2 separate regions of the Homo sapiens genome follow, and region 2 is linked to region 1. Evidence: read pairs that join two places in POLR2A ChIA-PET (ENCODE). Cell type or tissue: MCF 10A. All regions are shown on one strand.

Region 1 (5,000 bases):
CGAGTTCCAACCAAAGTCCTGCGGCCACAAAGGGCCCTGGGCCTCTAGGTCCTGGCGCCCCGCCCCCACTGCTGTTTCTCAATAAGCAAAAAGGTAAAGGATCCCAAGCAGGGATGCTTGGTTAGTGTCCTCCCTCTGGGTGCTCTGAGCATTCAGCAGGGGCGGTTCTGGCTCAGCCCTGGAGTCATCCCCATGCTGATCAAACAGTTGACCAGAGAACGGTTCCAGGGGGGATGGGAGGAGATGAGAGAATTCAGATCTGCAGCTGGGACAGAAGTCGGTGGCAGAACCGCGTGCTCAGGGCAACTCAGGACTGGCTGAACCCAGCCTCCCTAATAATGAGCGGTTTTGTGTTCACTCCAGGATCTCCTAAATGGAGTGCATGCGCCTGTCTTTCCATTCCAGGGCTGGGTTTCCTCCCCCAGGAAAGCGATGCTTTTCTTGTTATTGTCCAGGCTCTGGTCCAGTTCCCCTGCTCAGTCTCTGTAGGTGCTGGAACCCACCACTAGCATGTTCTATTTTGCCAGCCAGGCCTGTTTCTTAAGTATGCAAAATGGAGCTCAGCTCCATCCTTTCTCTTACCCAAGGGCAAGGGATTTGGGCCTTGGTAAGGTTTTTATGTCCCAGTGAGTCAGGCAAGACAGAGACCACAGTTGGGTCCAGAGTTTTCTCTTGTCCCTAAGCAAGACTGAAGGTGATTCATTCACTTTTAAAGTCTCTTATTACTTAGAATGAATTTAATGTGGTCATTATGTTCTCCCTATGAAAAATTTTGAGGTGAGTCTTCAAATGCAAGAAAAATGGAAGTCATTTGTTTTCCAGACATTATACGTGTACAAGAGATTCTTCCCCAAAAATCGTTCACCGCACCTGATTGCAGTTGTCTTATGGAATTCAAGAAAGGAATTAGAGTCACATGACTAAGTGAGGTCCTGCTCATTCTATTTTTGTTAATGGGTGAAGTTAGAGAACTTCTACCCTGTTCCTGGGGAGAGAACACTCAGGTAGGACTTTAAAACAAACCCTAACAACTGTATTCAAGGTCCCCTCCCACCCATCTCTTCTACTTTTCTTTCCTTTAGAAGTGCTTTCTTTGCCTTTTCCTTTTGGAGATAAGTGATTTCAAGGGTGCGCCCTCTTTCCTGTGTCTATGCTAACTTCAATGATGTTAGCGGCAGTTAAAGTGCTTCATATAAAAATAGAGGACAAAATCTTTCTCGTTATTTTAAATTGGAAGCTAGCTGCTAAATTCTTTAAAATTAACACATTGGAATAGAATAGAGGAATCTAGAGGACTGAAATAAAAAGATACATAGTTGCTGTGGCTCAGACATGTGGCATGGTGTGGGGGCTGATATAATTGACTCTTGACTTCCCAAATAGCTCTTCTTAAAGAGCTGAAAGCATATTTAGTGTGTGTGATAGGGAAGATACTTGAAGACAAATTTAACGGTGGGAATGTGTTTGTTGGGTCAATCTTAAAACCATTTTGGGTTTTTTTGCTACTATCCTGACATAGTAAGAAAAGACGCTGCAGCTTGCAGGGAACCACAGGAAAAAGTATTAACATGAACAACCTTCAGCCCCTTGGGGCCCCAAAACAGTCAAGCTTGAGTCATGCTGAGCATGTGTTCATGTCACTGTACTGTAACAGGCATGTGTCTCCATTTTATCCCCTAACTAATGTTCCTGAGATAGTCACCGTGTGCACGGTGCTGTTCAAATATGTTTATTCTCAAAAGTAGATAAATCTGAGGGCTAAAGAGAAAAGGGAACTTTGCAGGCCTATTGAGAGACAAGGACAACAGCTGGGACTGACTGACCAGACACCTGATGAAGAGCTGAGGAGATGGAAAACTGCAGCTGTGAATGCAAAGGCTTCAGAGTATCTTTTATGGCCAATTTTGTGTCATTTGAATCTCTGTACAAGTTGCCCCATATGGCTTGGACCCTGTGCTGCCAAGTTTAGAAGGTAGAGAGGAGGGTGTGGCAGTCTTTTCAAAAGATGAGGGCGTGCCAAGGTGAATAATCTCCACTCTCTTCTGCACGGAGGGGTCCTTTGAAATCTAGTCTCCCACTGAAACTCACTGCTCCACTGCACTATCTATGAAGAGTCTAAAAGGCCATTCTGAGGCAGCCAAGAACTGGAGGTCCTGAGCAGGTGATTCAGCAATGCCAGCAGGCAATTTGAGCTCTGAGGTTCTTTTTGGTCTCACTTGCTCTGTCTCAGCAGGTGAGAAAGGATCAGCGCTGCCCAGCCTTCCCCAGGCTGTTTTTTTTTTTTTTCGTCTGACACAGAGTTTCACTTTTGTTGCCCAGGCTGGAGTGCAATGGCGTGATCTTGGCTCACTGAACCTGACCTTAGGCGATCCGCCTGCCTTGGCCTCCCAAAGTGCTGGGATTACAGGCGTGAGCCACCACGCCCAGCCCCAGGCTGTTCTTAATCACTGTTTGTGGACAGCAGGTTTGTGCTCATGCCAAGCTTGACTCCTGGCAACAGTGAGGTCCGGTCAGCTTCTGTGGTTTCCTGCTCTTGTCCACTGAAGCTTCTGGCAGTATGCATGCATTAATTTTATGCATTCACAAGTATCCAGGGGATGAGCCATCCTGCTGATGCTGGACAGAGTTTCAGAAGTGCCTAGAAATATTTAGAATAATATTTAGGATAAGGTTTGACAGATATTTGATGGCATCATTGCATGTACCATGGAGGAGCACCAGGGTAACTGGTGCACGTGCTCTAACAAGGCCTAGTTTTGGAGCTTTCTCACCTTTCAGAGACCTCTGCAGTTATTGCACTGGAGACAAAACGCAGTTCTTTCTTCATGCTTCAGTTTTCCTCCTTGTATGCCCCTGAGCTCTTGCCGCCCTGTATTTCTGCTCCCCTACACCTTCTAGGATGACCTGTTATAAACATTAGATTCTAAAGCAGGTAGATATGTTTTCCTTTCTACAAGATTAGCCGTAACTGTTAGGAATGTCCAAGTAAAAAGCCAATTTAAAAATTTTCATAAAAGCACTAATACCCAGTGTGATTAATCAGGATAGTTATGTGATATTTACCAAACCTATGTGATTGTAGAATACTTTTTATTAGAGTGTGCCGTTGGGTTCATATTCCAGGGGGACACCTGTTGGGAAATCATGGTATCTTTGCCCTTGAGCTTGTTTCCTGCATTCTGATTACTTATCATGCAACTCAAAAGTGTGTGGCTTGGACCAGCCATGTTGATATTATGTGGGAGGTTGTTAGAAATGGGGAATCTCAGGCTGCTTCCAAGACGTACTGAATCAAGATCCCCTGTGCATAAGTGCATATGTGATTCTTATACACTTTAAAGCTTGGGAAGCAGAGTTTTATTTTTTTTAATTTATTTTTATTTATTTATTTATTTTGAGACGGAGTCTCGCTCTGTTGCCCAGGCTGGAGTGCAGTGGAGCATCTCTGCTCACTGCAAGCTCCGCCTCCCAGGTTCACGCCATTCTACTGTCTCAGCCTCCCGAGTAGCTGGGACTACAGGCGCCCACCACCACCACGCCCGGCTAATTTTTTGTATTTTTTTTTTTTTAGTGGAGATGGGGTTTCACCATGTTAGCCAGGATGGTCTTGATCTCCTGACCTTGTGATCCACCCACCTTGGCCTCCCAAAGTGCTGGGATTACAGGCGTGAGCCACCGCACTCGGCCAGGGTAGCAGGGTTTTAGACGATGGCAGTATGCTTTCATATTCCTACTTGAAACTGACTGTCTTCTTGCCAAACAAATGGCCTCTTTTCAATCTCATCTTTCTTGTCCTCTCTGGTAATCTAATATCATACTGCTGATCAGTCCTTAAAACGTTAATAATAAAGTAATGTATATTTGTTGTAATAAATTCAAACTGTACAAAATGGCACAGAATTCAAAGTTAAAGAGTCTGGGCATGGTGGCCCACACCTGTAGCCCCAGCACTTTGGGAGGCCAAGGCTGGTGAATCACTTGAGCCCAGGAGTTCAAGACCAGACTACGCAACATGATGAAACTCCATCTCTACAAAAAATACAAAAATTAGTTGGGTGTGGTGGTGCATGCCTGTAGTCCCAGCTACTCAGGTGGCTGATGTGGGAGGATCACTTGAGCCCAGGAGGTCGGGCCTGCAGTGAGCTTTGATCACACCACTGCACTCCAGCCTGTGCAACAAAGAAAGACACCTTGTCTCAAAAAAAAAAAAAAAAAGTTAAAAGTTCCCTACTCAACCCTCCCATCCCTAATTCTCACACGTCACTACAGGCCTTTGTATTGTTTTTTTTTTATTGTTGTTCTTGTTCTTCAAGAATTTCTTTAAGTATTCAGGAATATATAGTTTTTCACTGAAAAAGTAACATTATATTGAACATACTGTTTTGTAACTTATGTCATTTAACAATAAAATTAGGGACAATATCAGCTCTCATGGAAATCGTTCACTCCTTCTCAGAACTTTTTCCTCCCTTATCGTACTGATGTTTCTCTTTCTTGGTTCTCCTCTTACTCTCTGACCTCTTTTCCAGTCTCTTTTGCTACCACCCTTCCAGTTCCTCTGTGTTGTCCCTGAGTTCTATCCTTGTCTTTCTTCCTCCTGCCTATCCTTGCTGTCAAAGCTGCTGTCACCCATGCAGGTTTTCAGGCACTGCTTTATGTGTGACACTTCTCAAATCTCTTGCTTTGAAGAAATCCTCTTTTCTAAACTCCAAGCCGATTTCCCTCACTGTGTATTGGACATCCCATAGACCTCCCAAATTCCGTATGTCCATGTTAATTTATCAAAATTTGCTCTTTTCCTTCCTCTGTTCCCTTCCTGAGCAAATGAAGTGATGTCATTGAGTGTGAACACTCAACCTCCAGGACTCTAACCCTCTTACAGTTCTAAGTTCTCATACTTTTTGAATACTGTTAGGAATTTATCCCATAGAAATGCTATAGCAGGTGGGCAAAAATATATAAATTATACACATGTGTAAATAGAGTTAGAAAGATACATA
Region 2 (5,000 bases), 130 kb before region 1:
AAAAAGCTTAAAGCTTTAGCTTTAAGCTCCCTGAGCCTCAGATTCTATAGTTAGGTATATATGGTATTAGGTCTTGTGGAGTGCCTGGCAATCATATGGTAAATACAGGTACTCCTATTATTATAGTATCACAAAAGCCAAGATGACGTGGTACAGAATGAGCCCTGACTGAGAGATCAGATTTATCTAGTCTTGGCTTTGGTACCTAATATCATGTCAATGTGGGCAAGACATATGACTGCTTTATGTATCAGTTTCTTCATATATGACATTGCATGAGCACAGTACTGTTCTGGCTATCTTACAGGGTTATGTGAAGATAAAATGGGATAACACAAGAAGATGCATGGAAATGGCAGATAACTCTGTATCTATAAGGTACTATTAATAGGAAGCCTGGTCAGTAGCGTCAGATGCCATAGAGAATGAAGATTGAGAATGAACCTCAACCTTAGATGTTTTACTATAAAATGCTTGCTGTGCCAAGCTGGACCTCAGCCAAATAGCAATGGGGAAGCTCAGGAGAGCAAGGAAGGATTGGGGGTGGAGAGAAGTCGGTTTTGGTAATCCACATGGGAAGACATTTTGGAGGAGGGCAGTAGGAGTGGTGATCTGCTGCGTTTCCCATGTCCTGATGAGTGATCTGTGAGTACAGGGCTGAGGTGTGCCCGTGGGGACCAGCTGGAATGAGGGAGGACAGCAGATGGAATCTATTCTGATTCTCCTATTCAGTGGAAGGGCAATAAGCCTAGGAAGCTGTCCCAGGTATGTGTGGGAGTTGGTCTGGAAGAGGCTGCTTCTCTTACCAGAGAAGGCAGCACAGCGAAAGCTAGCTCCTGCTACCCGCCAGTACAGGGCTAAATCAACTGGCCCTGTGGGCTTGTGGGAATCTGCAGGCTAGTCTTATAACTCAGTAGATTAAAGTCTTATATAAAAACATGATTGCTCTAGAAAGATGGAGTCTCTATCCCTTCTGCTAAATACAGCTAAAAATCCTGGACATTGCATATAAAATAAATAGAAAGGGACTCTGAAAGGTGAATGAAGAGAAGAAGACAGTCTTACTAGAGATCATGGGACCTGTGGAAGGACACAGCAGTGAGTTCTCGGGGTTTTCTGTTTTCATCCTATATCTCAGGCTGGATACTGGAGAAGCCAACAAGCAGGAAATGCCAATGGGCACAGACAAAAAACACCCACAAAAAAAGCCTGCTGTTTCTAGCGAAAGGACCAGAAAACGGCATCCTAGCAGGATAGAAAACTTTTAGACAGTAATCACTGTATCCAGCCAAACACCATGAAATAAACTGAGGTCCCACCTCCATGCCCACCACAAAAGCCAAGGAGGGAGCCTAGACTTCCACCTTTCTGAGGATGTAAGAGACACCCAGCACTAGTAAGGCTTTGGCACTTAATTCACCTGCCAGCTAATGTGGTGTTAGAGGAAGCCTAGAGGAGAGTCAGGAGTTTCATCACTGCTCAGTGATGAGACTGAGTGGAAAACCTGGACTTCTATTTAAGCAATATATATAGTCTCAAGACATAATACCAAAACTGTCCAGATTTTAATGGAAAATTACAAGAACCAGTAGGATATGAACTTGAATGACAAAAGACAATCGACACCATATTAACACAGATGGTAGAATTATCTGAGAAGGATTTTAATGTAGCCATCACAAAAATTATTCAACAAACAATTACAAACACACTTGAAATAAATAATAAAATAGAGAGTCCCCAGCAAAGAAATAGAAAGTCCCAGCAAAGAAAAAGAAAGTCTCACCAAAGAAATAAAAGCTATAAAGAACTAAATGGAAATTTTAGAAGAAACACAGTAATCGAGATAATTTTTATAAAAGCCTCAGTAGGTGGGCTCGACAGCAGAGTGAAGAGGAAAGAAGAAAATGTTAGTGAATTTGAAGAGAAACAATAGAAATGACCAATCTCAACAACAGAAAGAAAACAGAAAATAAAAGGGGATAAATAATAAAATCCCTGTTCTCTGTAGCACAGGAATGTTTAGACGACATGTTCCCTTTTTCAAATGTTCATTGAGTATTCATATTAATAGGGTACAGTGAAAACAGACTGACAGGTATATTGCCTCATGTTTGCTAAATGCACAAAATCTAAGCCATATTGGTCCAGATGGGGGCTTCAGGGAAAATAACCATATAGTACTACTTTTAGTTGTTGAGATGTTTTCCACATTTACAGTACTTACTGATTTCTGATCTGTACTTATATGCACACATAAGCTAAGTTACTTATGAAACAAGCATTTCTATAACACTTACAATGTGTTCTGGGCTGTTTACATTTAATCCTATCCTTAATCTCAATAAAGTAGGTATGGTTATTTTCCCCATTTTACAAGTAAGCAAACTGAGATAGAGAGAGATTGAGTGACTTACCTATGATCATATAGCTAGTAAGTGAAGCATCCAGATTTGATGAACCTTGGCAGTCTGGATCTAGGGTTCATGCTCTTAATTATTTCACTCTGTTGCCTATTTTAGGCTTTTCTTGTGCAGCATCTATTTTTTTTTTTTTTTTTTTTTTTTTGAGACGCAGTCTTGCTCTGTCTCCAGGCTGGAGTGCAGTGGCATGATCTCGGCTCACTGCAGCCTCCACCTCCTGGGTTCAAGCGATTCTCATGCCTCAGCCTCCCGAGTAGCTGGGATTACAGGCAGGTGCCACCACACCCAGCTAATTTTTGTGTTTTTAGTAGAGATGGGGTTTCATCATGTTGCCTAGGATGGTCTTGATCTCCTGACCTTATGATCTGCCCGCCTTGGCTTCCCAAAGTGCTGGGATTACAGGTGTGAGCCACCGCGCCTGGCCACAGCATCTATTTTATGATCTGTGCAGTAAAATTTGCACATTAAATAAGGAATTAGCTTGCATGAAAACCTATCTGAACTACAGTGAGCATAAATCTGAATGGGGAAGACGGTGGCTAAAACTTGAGTTGACAGAACTTGAGAATCCTTAAGAACCTCAGCCAAAAGCAACAATTAATTGCATTTAAAAAGTTAAAAAGTTTGGCTGGGTGTGGTGGCTCACGCCTGTAATCCTGCACTTTGGGAGGCCGAGGTGGGCGGATCACCTGAGGTCAGGAGTTCAAGACCAGCCAACATAGGGAAACCTCGTCTCTACTAAAAATACAAAAATTAGCCGGAGGTGGTGGCTCATGCCTATAGTCCCAGCTACTTGTGAGGCTGAAGCAGGAGAATGGCTTGAACCCAGGAGGCGGAGGTTGCAGTGAGCCGAGATTACACTTCTGCACTCCAGCCTGGGCGACAGAGCAAGACTCCCTCTCAAAAAAAAAAAAAAAAAAAGTAAAAGTTTAATAGGGATAATTGCAAAACCCTGCAATAGAATCCCCAAACTAACTGTATGGATAGAATGGGAGGGCCATGCATGGTGGAACTGCAACATAAATAGAGAAAAAACAGGGATTTTTTGTTAACTTTAAGTTCACTTTAAGTCAGTAGAGTGAAGCAGCTGTCCCTGACATGATAACTGTTAAGTCTCGTTAACTCGAGATGCCCAAAACAAGTAGGAGAGAGCTGGGAATACTTGTTTCAACCCTTAAGATGGGAAGGTTGGAACATGTGAAGGTCTGGGCAGAGTTCTGGGTGCACTGAATGCCGGGGTAGAAGTCATAGTAGAAATCTTGACTCTGGTTGAAAGAGCTGAGGATTTACAGACTGCTTAAAAGAAGATAGGATGGGTTATGACAGCTGTCTAAAAATACATGAAGGGTTGTCAAGTGGCATAGGGTCTGGGCATGTTTATGTGACTGGCGGATGGATCTGTGGTCAGTCAGAAGTTACAGGGAGAGAATTAGAGCTCAGTATTCATCAGAGCTATGAAAATAGCCTAGACTTCCTCATATGGTAGTGAGTTTTTTGTTACTGGAGATATGTAGCAGAGTTGGGTTGATCATGCCTGTGACAGAGGGGTTATAATAGAGGAGATACATTAGATTAGTAATTTAAAAAATCGTTTCATGATCACAGACCCCCACTGGAAAATCTGTACAAACACCCCCAAATTCTGGAATTTTTCAGAAGTCTTTTATGGATGGGGAAATGAAATAACTTTCTAACTCTTAGAAATCAATGATTCCAGATACTCTCATAGAGATCACTGTTTACACAGGGGCAATAGTTTCATGGTTCAATAAAATCTCACTCAATCATCCTTTATTCAACAAATATTTATTAAGCGTTTAATATATATATGTACACAGACACAAAGTATGAAGTTGGATAGATGACACAAATACATACTAAGAATATATAAATAAATTCAGTAAAATAACAATATGGTCAGACTATGAGGAAGAGCAGTCTAAATCAGGCAAAAGATCTGCATTCCATAAATTTTGTTGTATTAATTTCAAGAATATACTCTAACTGAATTTGTGGCTCTCAGAGGATTACTAAGCCATACTCTTTCCAGATTGGCTATGGAGAAATGAGAGAAAGAGAGAGGATTTGGAGATTCCATATTGGATTCCAGTCATGGCTCTACCAGTAGACAGTAGCTAATCTCAGCCTCTGAGAAGGGCTTAATGATGGGTCTATGTGAATCTTCATTGCCCAGATAAGTGATGCATCATCATTTGTGTATTTACTGAGTCTGTGTACACTTCAGTCGCTGCCAACGTTTTTGGAACCAAATGGTATTTTAAGTAGATTAGGCAACAGTCTTTTACCATTATTATTAGGAAATGCTTGGGGGTGGGACTAGGAGATGATGTTAATTCTCCCTCTAAAAATCTCCATCAGTCATCTAATGCCACCCTAAATAAATATGTATTCTTCAATGTGGAAAATCAGTTTTTTTCTCAATTTTATGTAAAGTGTGCATATGATATTTTAAAAAGTCTGCTCTACTTTTATTTATATATGAACATACCATCAAAGTAAAATCAGAGTGCTTCTCATGCAAATGCAGCTTCAAAATAAGTCAACTGACTTCTCTAA

What was found. ChIA-PET counts read pairs that join two places held together with the same protein. Peaks named below come from ENCODE experiments on the same cell type or tissue, not always from the same donor. Only the 100,000 strongest peaks of a DNase experiment are listed, where the experiment ranks them.
Region 2: POLR2A ChIA-PET joins it to region 1 with 5 read pairs; 2 of 35 experiments call an interaction of 5 or more read pairs at or near these places.

Annotation. Positions count from the first base shown.
Region 1 is chr14:59,722,012-59,727,011 of GRCh38, reverse strand. RTN1 (reticulon 1) reads left to right here. Exons shown (of 9, transcript NM_021136.3): 3 at 1-93. Among named protein-coding and RNA genes, the nearest start is that of MIR5586, 77 kb to the right of the region's middle. In MCF 10A, no CTCF peak of the experiment used is centred here; a DNase peak (open chromatin) is centred at 2,401.
Region 2 is chr14:59,852,208-59,857,207 of GRCh38, reverse strand. All of the region lies in intron 1 of RTN1 (reticulon 1), which reads left to right. Among named protein-coding and RNA genes, the nearest start is that of RTN1, 16 kb to the left of the region's middle. In MCF 10A, no CTCF peak of the experiment used is centred here; no DNase peak of the experiment used is centred here.